Regions from separate parts of the Homo sapiens genome. Here region 1 is linked to region 2. Evidence: read pairs that join two places in POLR2A ChIA-PET (ENCODE). Cell type or tissue: GM12878. All regions are shown on one strand. Each heading gives the region's core, and the rest is flanking DNA. Links, peaks and the distances in the headings are about the cores only.

The links. Peaks named below come from ENCODE experiments on the same cell type or tissue, not always from the same donor. Only the 100,000 strongest peaks of a DNase experiment are listed, where the experiment ranks them.
Region 1: POLR2A ChIA-PET joins it to region 2 with 7 read pairs; 3 of 35 experiments call an interaction of 5 or more read pairs at or near these places.

The regions. Positions count from the first base shown.
Region 1 is chr1:8,578,444-8,583,826 of GRCh38, forward strand. The region is part of intron 4 of RERE (arginine-glutamic acid dipeptide repeats); the gene reads right to left. Among named protein-coding and RNA genes, the nearest start is that of SNORD128, 86 kb to the left of the region's middle. In GM12878, for the core only: no CTCF peak of the experiment used is centred there; no DNase peak of the experiment used is centred there.
Region 2 is chr1:8,513,888-8,519,270 of GRCh38, forward strand. All of the region lies in intron 7 of RERE (arginine-glutamic acid dipeptide repeats), which reads right to left. Among named protein-coding and RNA genes, the nearest start is that of SNORD128, 22 kb to the left of the region's middle. In GM12878, for the core only: no CTCF peak of the experiment used is centred there; no DNase peak of the experiment used is centred there; H3K27ac peaks cover 848 bases.

The sequences.
Region 1 (5,383 bases), core at 213-5,212, 65 kb after region 2:
AATATATGCTGATAATTAAATTCCATTATGGTTTCTAACTTTAAACCTAAAGGCAGGCAACACTGAAATCAAGTGTCATCCACTGTGCCCTCACATATGCCATGAAATGTCATTTATATTATATAGTTCACTTCCAATTACTGAATACACCAGCCAGAGCATCTATCACTAATATTAAAACAAGCAGAACCCAGCAGTAGAGCAGTGGAAGGCATCACATGGTTTAAATGGATTTCTCACCTTTCAAGTGTCAAGGGGTCTTTCCAAGAACATCTCACTTAGGGGGTTGTTGGCCTTTTAACAAAGGAAGCTGCTCCAGTTGAAAGAAACATTCAAAAGACAAGACATGCTGTAAAGCACAGCTCAGAGCTAGAGACATCTGCCCCTTGTGTTAAAACACAAAACAGTAAAAGATCCTTTATATGAAAAATAAATACATGTAAAAATTGAGCTTTTGTCAAGGTTACTAACAAAGAAGTTATGTTAATATCTAAGGAGCCCTTGTTTAGGCACATGCCCCACAGAAATTAGGGAGCCCTCCTGTCCAGAAGATCTATTAATTTCCCAGTTTTTAAGACCAAAGAAATGTTTCTTGAAATCCTTGCTTGGAGCCCCAAAGTTAAAGCAGCCATCAAGCACAAAGCTATGCCCCACTGTGTTCCGCTGTCTGTGTCCATGTCTGTTACTCACGCAGAACCACCACGATTAGCACAAGTTAAATTTCATGGCTACGTAGAAATGCACATTCCAGCTCTCTGCCTACTACCATCACATGATGATCTTTAAAACAAGAATCAAGAAAACGTTCCTAATCCTCTGTGTTCAGAAAAGCTTTTACTGTCAAAAGAAAACTTTAATAGCTGACTCTTGGTAATTAACACATAATAGAGCCACCACTAACCTATTAACAATATTACCGTATTCTATAATTGGAGGGTAAAAATTAGCTATAGAGGGAATTGTAGGAAATCATTTTCTAGCTCTACCATCAATGTTATGTCAGATAGGCTAACAAGAAAAACTGTTAGAGTTCTAAATGGCAGTAAATAATTATTGGAACATAAAATGAAACAACGCCCAAGAAAATTCAATCTGACCACACAGAAGAAAAGATAGTGGAACCAGGCCTAGGGAATTTATAGAGACTACTGCCTCTGCATTAATAAAGAAATCATTATCTGGTAACTATAACTCAAATCAGGCTCTAGAACAATGGTTCTTAACTTTTGCTACAACTACCCCATCTGAAATCTGCATGCCATGCAAACTACTGCCTAAGGCGGGGCACAGTGGCTCACGCCTGTAATCCCAACACTCTGGGAGGCCAAGGCAGGTGGCTCACCGGAGGTCAGGAGTTCGAGACCGGCCTGGCCAACATGGTAAAACCCCGTCTCTACTAAAAATACAAAAATTAGTTGGGCGTGGTGGCGCATGCCTGTAATCCCAGCTACATGGGAGGCTGAGACAGGAGAACTGCTTGACCCTGGGAGGTGGAGGTTGCAGTGAACTGAGATCGCGTCTGGGATCCAGCCTGGGAGAGAGAGAGCAAGACTCCATCTCAAAAAAGACAAAAAGAAAAAACACAAGATAAAGGATGCTTAAAACCTAACCAAGTATCAACAGTAAAATCGAAGGACACTTAGAAAATTAACTGACATTATAGACAACGTCAAGTAATTTGACATCATCTCTTCTTTGAAATTCACCATCCCATCATGTGAGCCTATGTATACAGCTCCTAGTAGCGGATAAAGTAGGCAAACTTACATGAAGAAAGAATTCCATTACTATAAGCTATCATTAAACAACTTAAATATCTAGAGAAAATTCATGAATAATAACTGAGGTGATTCAGAGTCCACAGCATAACCAGTTTAATTGCATTTACCACATAACTGGTCCATATACACTGGAACTCTGAACGTGCTAGACGAGTGAAAGCAAATGTGAAAGCTTTTATTTCAGTTCTAATGTACTGCATAATAAAATTTAAAAACACACACAACTAAAATGTGGATTAAATCCAAAAACTATAATTTCATTAAATTGCATTATAAGATTTTCACTTACTAAAATACAGAAAATGTTTTCTAATATGCATTGGACTTTTTTAGTTATACTTTACATGTGAAATGCAGAGATTTTTAGATACACTATTTAGTTTTTATAAAGGCTCAACTCAAAACAGTTCTATCACTCCAGAAAGTTCTCTCAAGCACTTTCCCAGTCAATCCTCACCCTACCCATAGAAAACCTCGATCTAGCTAGCTAGCTAGCTATTTTTGGAGACAGGGTCTCACTGTGTCGCTCAGACTGGAGTACAGTGTGGTGTGATCTCGGCTCACTGCAAGCTCCACCTCCCAGGCTCAAGTGATCCTCCCACTTGAGTTGTGTGCCACCATGCTCAGCTAATTTTTTTATTTTTGTTTTTGTAGAGAAGAGGTGTCATTTCACTATGTTGCCAAGACTGATCTCGAATTCCTGGGCTCAAGGGATCCTCCTCCCATCTCAGGCTCCCAAAGTGCTGGGATTACAGGTGTGAGCAACCAGATCCTGCTACTACTCTGATTTCCATCACAGATTAATCATAGGGCAGATTCATATTTAACTTTTTAAGAAATTGTCAAACTATTCAAGTGGTTGTACCATCTTCATTGCCACCAACAATGTATGAGAACTTGCATTCCTGACAACCTTGCTAACATTCAGGGTTATCCATCTCTTCAATTTAGCCATTCTAGAGGCTGTTTTGGGGATCTTATTGTGACTTAATTTGCATTTCCCTGATGACCAATAATGATGGGCACTTTTTCATGGGCTTATCTGCCATTAATGTGTCTCTGTTTAAGACTCTGTCAATTTTAAAACACTGATTTGGTCTTATCCTATAAGAGTGTTGTTTGTTGGAAGGTATTTTTTTAAATGTATTCTGCATCCAATTGCTTTCTCAGACATATGAGTGACAAATATTTTCTTACAGTCTGAAGCTGCCCTATTTTCATAACAATGTCTTTTGATGAATTCCAATTTTTTTCATTTGTGGTTAGTACTTTCTATCCCCTCATTAAGAAATCATTGCCTAAATGAAAGTAAACACACTCTCCTGATTTCTTCTACAAGTTTTTATAGGTTTGAGATTATATTTAGATCAATGATCCATCTCAAATTAATGTATGGTATGAGGTTGGGTTATATCCTGTTTTTCACATAGGGATTATCCAGTTGTTCCAGCCCATTTATTGAAAAGATTTTTTTCCCACTGAAAATAATTTGATCATATATGTGTGGATTCATTTAATTTTGCATTCAAGAGATATAAAGCACATCTCAGTCCACAGGATCACTGGCATTTTAATCTTACTTTGTATAGTATTACCAATATTGGAAAGCATCATTTCCTAATATTAATATACCTCATATTTACATGAAACAAAATATTGGTGTAATAGGTACATAGAGATTTTTTTTCCATTTGAGTTATGCAATTACACTTCTTAAATATATTATTATTTAATATGTATGCATATACACTGGAACTGTTGTGACACTTTTAATGGCTAATGTTCATGTTTATAAAATATGTAAATTTTCAGCTATTAATATAATTGCTTGCTGGTATATAATATCAGATAAAATGTATATAACAAAAATAATCATATAAAATAACACCGTTTCCTCAAATCTCCAACCTCAGCTACCACACAGTTGCTCCTCTGGTTCAATGTAAAATTTTCCTCAAAAGTTAATATATTTTAAGTTATTATTTTAAAGAGAGAGGGTCTTGCTGTGTTACCCAGGCTGCAGCGCAGTGGCTATCCACAGGGCTGATCACAGCACACAATAGCCTTAAACTCCTGGGTTCAAGCAATCCTACCGCCTCAGCCTCCCAAGTATTAATGACTGGGACTATAGGTGTGTATCACTGTGCCTGCTTTTTTTTTTTTCTCTCTCTTTCTTTAAAAACTTTTTTTCTTTTTTTTTTTTTGGGGGGTAGAGACAGGGTCTCACTGTGTCACCCAGGCTGGTCTCAAACTCCTGGCCTCTACCTCCCAAAATACTGGGATTACAGGCATGCTCCACCACACTTGGCTATTATATTTTAAGGGTTACTTTCTAAACCATAGGAAAATTAGCTGGGTGTGGTGGTGGGCACCTGTAATGCCAGCTACTGGGGAGGCTGAAGCAGGAGAATTGTTGAACCTGGGAGGCAGAGGTTGCAGTGAGCTGAGACTGTGCCACTGCACTCCAGCCTGGGAAACAAGAGTGAAACTCCATCTCAAAAACAAACAAACAAAACACACACACATACACCCTGAAATCTCTAACACTGATACCGGGCAGGGGTAGTGGTCACGGTATAGAGAACAGCATATTCTCACCATCAAAGGTGAAATTTCACAGGCCAATTAGGGTACTGATTTAAGATGATAGGACCAGGGTCTCTTTTACATAGATCTGAGCCTGGCCTAGGAAAAATCCTAGAAAAAACTTACATGCTTGTACCTCTGACACAGACTAGATCATATCAATGGGGGTTGGGGACAAAAGCCAACTAGCAAAGGATAAAACGATTCCTCTGTCTGATCTTGTCTTCAGTATCTATTTCTCCCTCATGGTTTATACAGGAATGGTGGCAGCCATGAGAGATAATGGGTTAAGATTTAAGAACTCAAGTGTCTGCGGTCCTGGGGCTTAGTAAAACTCTGGTTCAATAAAAACTAACATACTAGAAGTACTAGAAGGATGGTAGCATTGGCAGCATAGTTTACAAATGTCCCTTAATCCCCACACAAAAACAGATTAGAGAGTCAAAGCAAATTCCTGCTGACACACAACAAAATTCAGAAATAAGGCATCTCTACAAACCGCAAAATATAAGCAGGTTGGAAGGGATAAACTACCATCAGCCATAAGATCTCTGGATATGAGCATCTGCACGAGAGAAAACAGAATCAATCAATGAGATATGGGATACAGCTAAGATCAGGAGGACCGTAAAATAGCTACCAGGCAATGAGGAAGGCCAATGTGTGAAGAGCAGCTGAAGCCTGGTGGGGTTGCCCATGCCGACAGCAGGTCAGAACCCCCAGAGACCTTGCAGGGCTAAAGGGGCTGAAGTCATCTAGACACTTTTGAACTCTTCAAAACTGGCCCACCATAGCTCCCTGCCGGCACAAGGAGCCAAGGCAGGGGAGAAACTACCAGTAATGGAATATAAATTCTGCAAAAAATACAAAATAATTTAAATTAATTAAATAATTTAAATAAATTAAAGAAAAAAGAAGATCCAAATGAAAGTGAAGGAGAGGAACAGAGTCAGAAAATCACAGCAAGCTGCCATTTTTTTAACACTGCATAAAAACAACAGAAGGGGGAGCTCCGT
Region 2 (5,383 bases), core at 74-5,073:
TGAAATCCATTGGTCTGTCTTGCCTTTGAATGAATGGATCTTCTACTCAGATGTGATTTTGTAATGTCATGCATTGGTTTTATAGAGAATGTCAGTTTACTCAGTTCTGCAGATCTTTCAAATATCAACCAGTTCTTTATACAGCATTTTTTAAAAATCATATTAATATCACCTATCTCATAAGAAATGCCTTTCAGTGTAGAGAAGCTGTCAGGCTCAGAGTGGTGAGTACAAGCTTTTCGAAATTCTAATTTTTACTTGAAAGTTCAAATCTTAGCCTTGTCAAATAGTATCAGTGTTTTCCTTGAAATAACAAGCTCACTTAATTCATCTTCAAGAAAGTTTCTGCCAAATGCCCACGTCTGAATGACCACAGTTTGTCTGTCAGTTGTTCTTTCAAAGAGTAACTGATATTCCATGAAAAAAGTGGCTAGCTTCGCTTCTAACTCAAATGTCTCGACGGAACCAAGGCTTCTCCTCAAGACAATCACTGTCTTTTGGTATAGGGCAGAAGACTTTTAAGTCGGGAAGCCAAGTCTTGGGATTAAAAAATACTAATAGGCTGGGCGAGGTGGCTCACGCCTGTAATCACAGCATTTTGGGAGGCCGAGGCAGGTGGATCACCTGAGGTCAGGAGTTCGAAACCAGCCTAGTCAACATGGTGAAACCCCATCCCTACTAAAAACACAAAATTAGCCATACCGGGTGGTGTGTGCCTGAATCCTAGCTACTCGGGAGGCTCAGGCAGGAGAACTGCTTGAACCCGGGAGGCAGAGGTTACAGTGAGCTGAGGTCACACCATTGCACTCCAGCCTGGGCAAAAAAAGAATGAAACTCCGCCTCAAAAAAAAAGAAAGAAAAGAAAAGAAAGAAAAGACAAGACAAGAAAAGAAAAGAGAAATAATAATAATAATAATGAGGTCCACAAGCTATGCTCTGAGAAGCACTGATTATGGCACATTCTGAACTTCAGCAAGTGCTGGAGGCTAAAATTCATCTAGAAGACTCCAGCTTTCTTCTTTGATGAATAACAACAGTAGCTAACATTTCAGCACTTACTATCTGTCCTAGGTGCTCTACAGTATTATCTCATTTCTAGGTATTAAGGCATTTAATTCATGTTTTGATATTAACAGACATGTTAGTATTGCTATTCACAGAAATTCAGGTGTCTTTCTATCCTGTGTTCAAAGCAACACAGCACTACACGTGGTGGTGCACACCTGGAATCCCAGCACTCTGGGACGCTGAGGCAAGAGGACAGCTTGAGCTCAGGAGTTTGAGACCAGCCTGGGCAACAGGCTTTATAAAAAATGTTTTTTTAATTAGCTGGTCACGGTGGCACGCACCTATAATCCCACCTACTCAGGAGGCTGAGCCAGGAGAATCACTTGAGCTCTGGAGTTTGAGGCTGCAGTGAGCTATGATCACACCACTGCACTCCAGCCTGGGCAAAACAGAGCTAGACTGTCTTTAAAAAAACAAACAGGCCGGGCGTGGTGGCTCACCTGAGGCAGGCAGGTCACCTGACGTCAGGAGTTCAAGACCAGCCTGGACAACATGGTGAAACCCCACACTACTAAAAATACAAAACTTAGCCGGGCGTGGTGGCAGGCGCCTGTAGTCCCAGCTACTCAGGAGGCTGAGGCAGGAGAATTGCTTGAGTCTGGGAGGCAGCGGTTGCAGTGAGCCAAGATCATGCTACTACACCCCAGCCTGAGTGACAGAGCAAGACTGTCTCAAAAAACAAACAAACAACAACAACAACAACAACAAAACATAGCTACTAAAGAGGTTTCTGCTTGGATGTACAATGCTGCTGAATTAACAAAGTAGGTCTAGTCAAAGCCAGGGTGGTCATCAACTTCGGAAGAAAAATCCAGACCAAAGGCAGTATGAATCCTAGCCAAGACATATAAAGGATACTACTGTATGAATTAAGAAACCAAAGATGCAAGTAATATCCAGAATAATGCAACATACACACACATCTATCTTTATCCTCATCTTAAGAGTTTTCACATACGTTATCTTAAATCTAGGTGTAGGCCGGGTGCGGTGGCTCGTGCCTGTAATCCCAGCACTTTGGGAGGCTGAGGTGGGCAGGTTACCCGAGGTCAGGAGTTCCAAAACAGCCTGGCCAATATGGAGAAGCCCCACCCCTAAAAATACAAAATTAGCCAAGCGTGGTAGTGGGTGCAGTAGTGGGCACCTATAATCCCGGCTACTTAAGATGCTGAGGCAGAAAAATTGCTCAAACCCAGGAGATGGAGGCTGCAGAGAGCCGAGATCCCGCCAGTGTACTCCAGCCTGGGGGACGGAGCAAGACTCTCTCAGAGGAAAAAAAAAAAAAAAAAAAAAATCTAGGTGTATTATAGTTACATAACAAACACAAGCAAAATAATAATACTAGCTATCAATTACTAAGTGCTTTCTATGCTGGGCACATATTATTTCATTATTCCACGACAACTCTATGAGGCAGTATCTCCATAGGTAATAATAATAACAATACTAATTTTAACATTAATAAAGCAACTAATATATCCATTGAACATTTACTATGTACCAGGCATTGCAAGGTAAGCAATTTCCATTTATTTTCTTATCTAATCTTACAGGCGACCCTGTAAGATAGGTGCTATTGTAGTAAGTGTACAGGTCAGGTCACTGAAGCCAAGAGACGTTACGCAGTTGCCCAAGATTAAACAGCAAATAAGTGGAGAAATCAGGAATCCTACTCAAGGTCAGCTGACTCCAAAGTCAGAGCTCTCAATCACACTCCCATATGGCAGAATGATTAAGTTACTGAACCAAAATCACACAATTAATTACAAACAGAATGATGAGAATCCATATCCCTTTCCCTATTTTGGTTCTATGTTTATTTCAAACACCCAAGCAAGACAAAATGATCAAAAGAATTTTTTTAAGTTTGAAAGTCATGATGAAAGAGAAAAACCTATCAAAGTTAGAGGCCAATGTATATAATACTCTTGAAATGACAAAATTACAGAAATGGAGACACATTCGTGATTGCCAGGTGTTAGAGATGGTGGGGAGAGGGAGGGAGGCGGAGGGTGCGACCACAAAGGGAGAGCTTTGTAGTGATGGATAGCTCTGTCTCTTCATTGTTGTGGTGGTTACACAAAGCTATCCATGTGATAAAATGGCACAGAACTACACGCACACAATCTACTAATGCCAGTTTCCTGGTTTTGGTATCGTATTACAGTTACAAAAGATGAGACCACTCTGTGGTATCTTTGCAACTTCCTGTGAATCCAAAAAATTTAAAGTTTTAAAAAAGTCAAATGAAGGGGGGGATATACTACAGGCAGATGGGAAATCAGAAAGAACACCAGACATGAGAAAAGCTGATTAAAGGACAAACAGATCAACCTCAAATTACACTGTACACAGCTGAACCAGTAACTGAAGAAAGAGGGCCACAGCTTATTAGCAATGAGATTCAAGAAATTAACTCCAAGTGACATATTTATTTTTTCCTTATGTTTACTAAGGATTTCTGCTGTGGATTCATCATCTTGGAGACATCTTTATACTGTGAATCATATTACAAAAACCGAATTAAGAAGTGTCACTATCATCCCCAGCAAAAGAAGGAATTTCTCTGTGTAGCTAATGTAAATAATATGTTTTTCAAAACAACTTAAGTTCAGCCTACATTATTCTACAAATCTTTGTTTTAGAATATGAAAAAAATAGTTCCAGAAGCCAAATTACAACAATAATGGTAAGTTGTTGTTTTTATTCCTGAAGTATTAAAAAAACAGAAAGTCATTGTATATGAAATCTGATACAAAAAAACCCCAGTGTAACAAAGCAGTATCCATAGCAACTACAACTTAATATTTCAGTCCTCTTCAACTGCAGTGGATTAAATAAAATGACAAGATGTTCCCTTTGAAAAGTAACCTGTTACCATGGAAACGTTTTATTCTAAGAAGTAAACAGGGAATGGACAGAAAGGAGCAGGGAGCCTGTAAATGAATATCAAAAAGGGAGAAGCATCTTTGCAGAGGAGATGGAGGTGGCGATGGCAGGCAAAGGGAGGGTCTGTGAGAAGAGCATGCCTGCTAGATGCAGGATCCCAGCCCAACCCAGAGGCTTGGCCCAGAACATGATGCGGCCACTTCTTCACCCTGAAGAAAGGGGAAGGGGCAGGAAGGCAATGTTCTGTGAACATTCACCAAAGACGCCCAAAGATCTCTATGTGATCACGGTGACTGCTTAAGATAGGCACTTGATTCTACAAGGGAAGATGAGGGAGGAGGATAGAGATATGGGAAGAACACATGAACAGAAGGCACCACCATGAAGCAACTAAGGGCAAGAGCTGACCCCCTCATTCAGCCCCTCCCCAAGCCTTGGGTCCTAACAGTCGTGTAGCCTGTGGCCCATTCCCAAGGTGCTGGGACAGAAAAGGCTCAAGTCAGACCCTTGTTCTGTGGCTGGCGTCATGTATGAATGAGATCACTGAGAAATCTCTCTCCCTGTCCTTCAGATGGTAAATATCACACAGCAGACATTCTTATCTTTTCCACAGGGTATTAAGTTGAGCAGGAAGACTGACATGGCATCAACAGAATGAAGATCTTAGAAACGCTACTTAGTACACATTTAGAAAATGACCACAGAAGAAGTCTGTGGGTCCAGAACAAAATACACTACATTTTAAGAAAACCAAAAGGCAATTTATCAGAATCACTTTTTTAGATGGATTGTGAGGTAGGAGTGAAAGCGAGGATTAAGAAGGAAGACTAGTGCAATATGCTGGGTTTCTCAATTTTCCCCAGCATGAACACATACTTCAAAGCTGCCCTGAACAAGTCTGAAATTTCTTTTTAAAATCTAACATAGTATCTTAAAAAGCCATGCGAATGTTGTATTCTATCCCATCATATATTCCCATTCATTTTTAGAGAAAAATTTCCATAAATCTGAATAAAATCATTGTGCTGGCCGACTCTGGGCACACTTTCTGTGGGTTAGCCCTGCTCCTTAAGAAACAGCAATAAATAAATAAACAAATAAACAAACAAACATTAAAAGAAACATCATTGTACTTCCTATTAGGATCTCCCATGACACTGTCACACCCACACCTGAGTCTAGATGTTCAAAAGCAGGGAAAGAGCATGGTCTTCAGAATTAAATGAACCTGAATTAAAATTTTAGTATCAGGCCAGGCATGGTGGCTGGCTCATGTGTGTAATCCCAGCACTTTGGGTGGCCAAGGTGGGTGGGTCCCTTGTGCCCAGGAGTTCAGGACCAGCCTAGGCAACATAGCAAGACCTAGTCTCTGCAAACAAACAAACAAACAAAAAACCCAACCAACCAACCAAACAACAAAAACAAC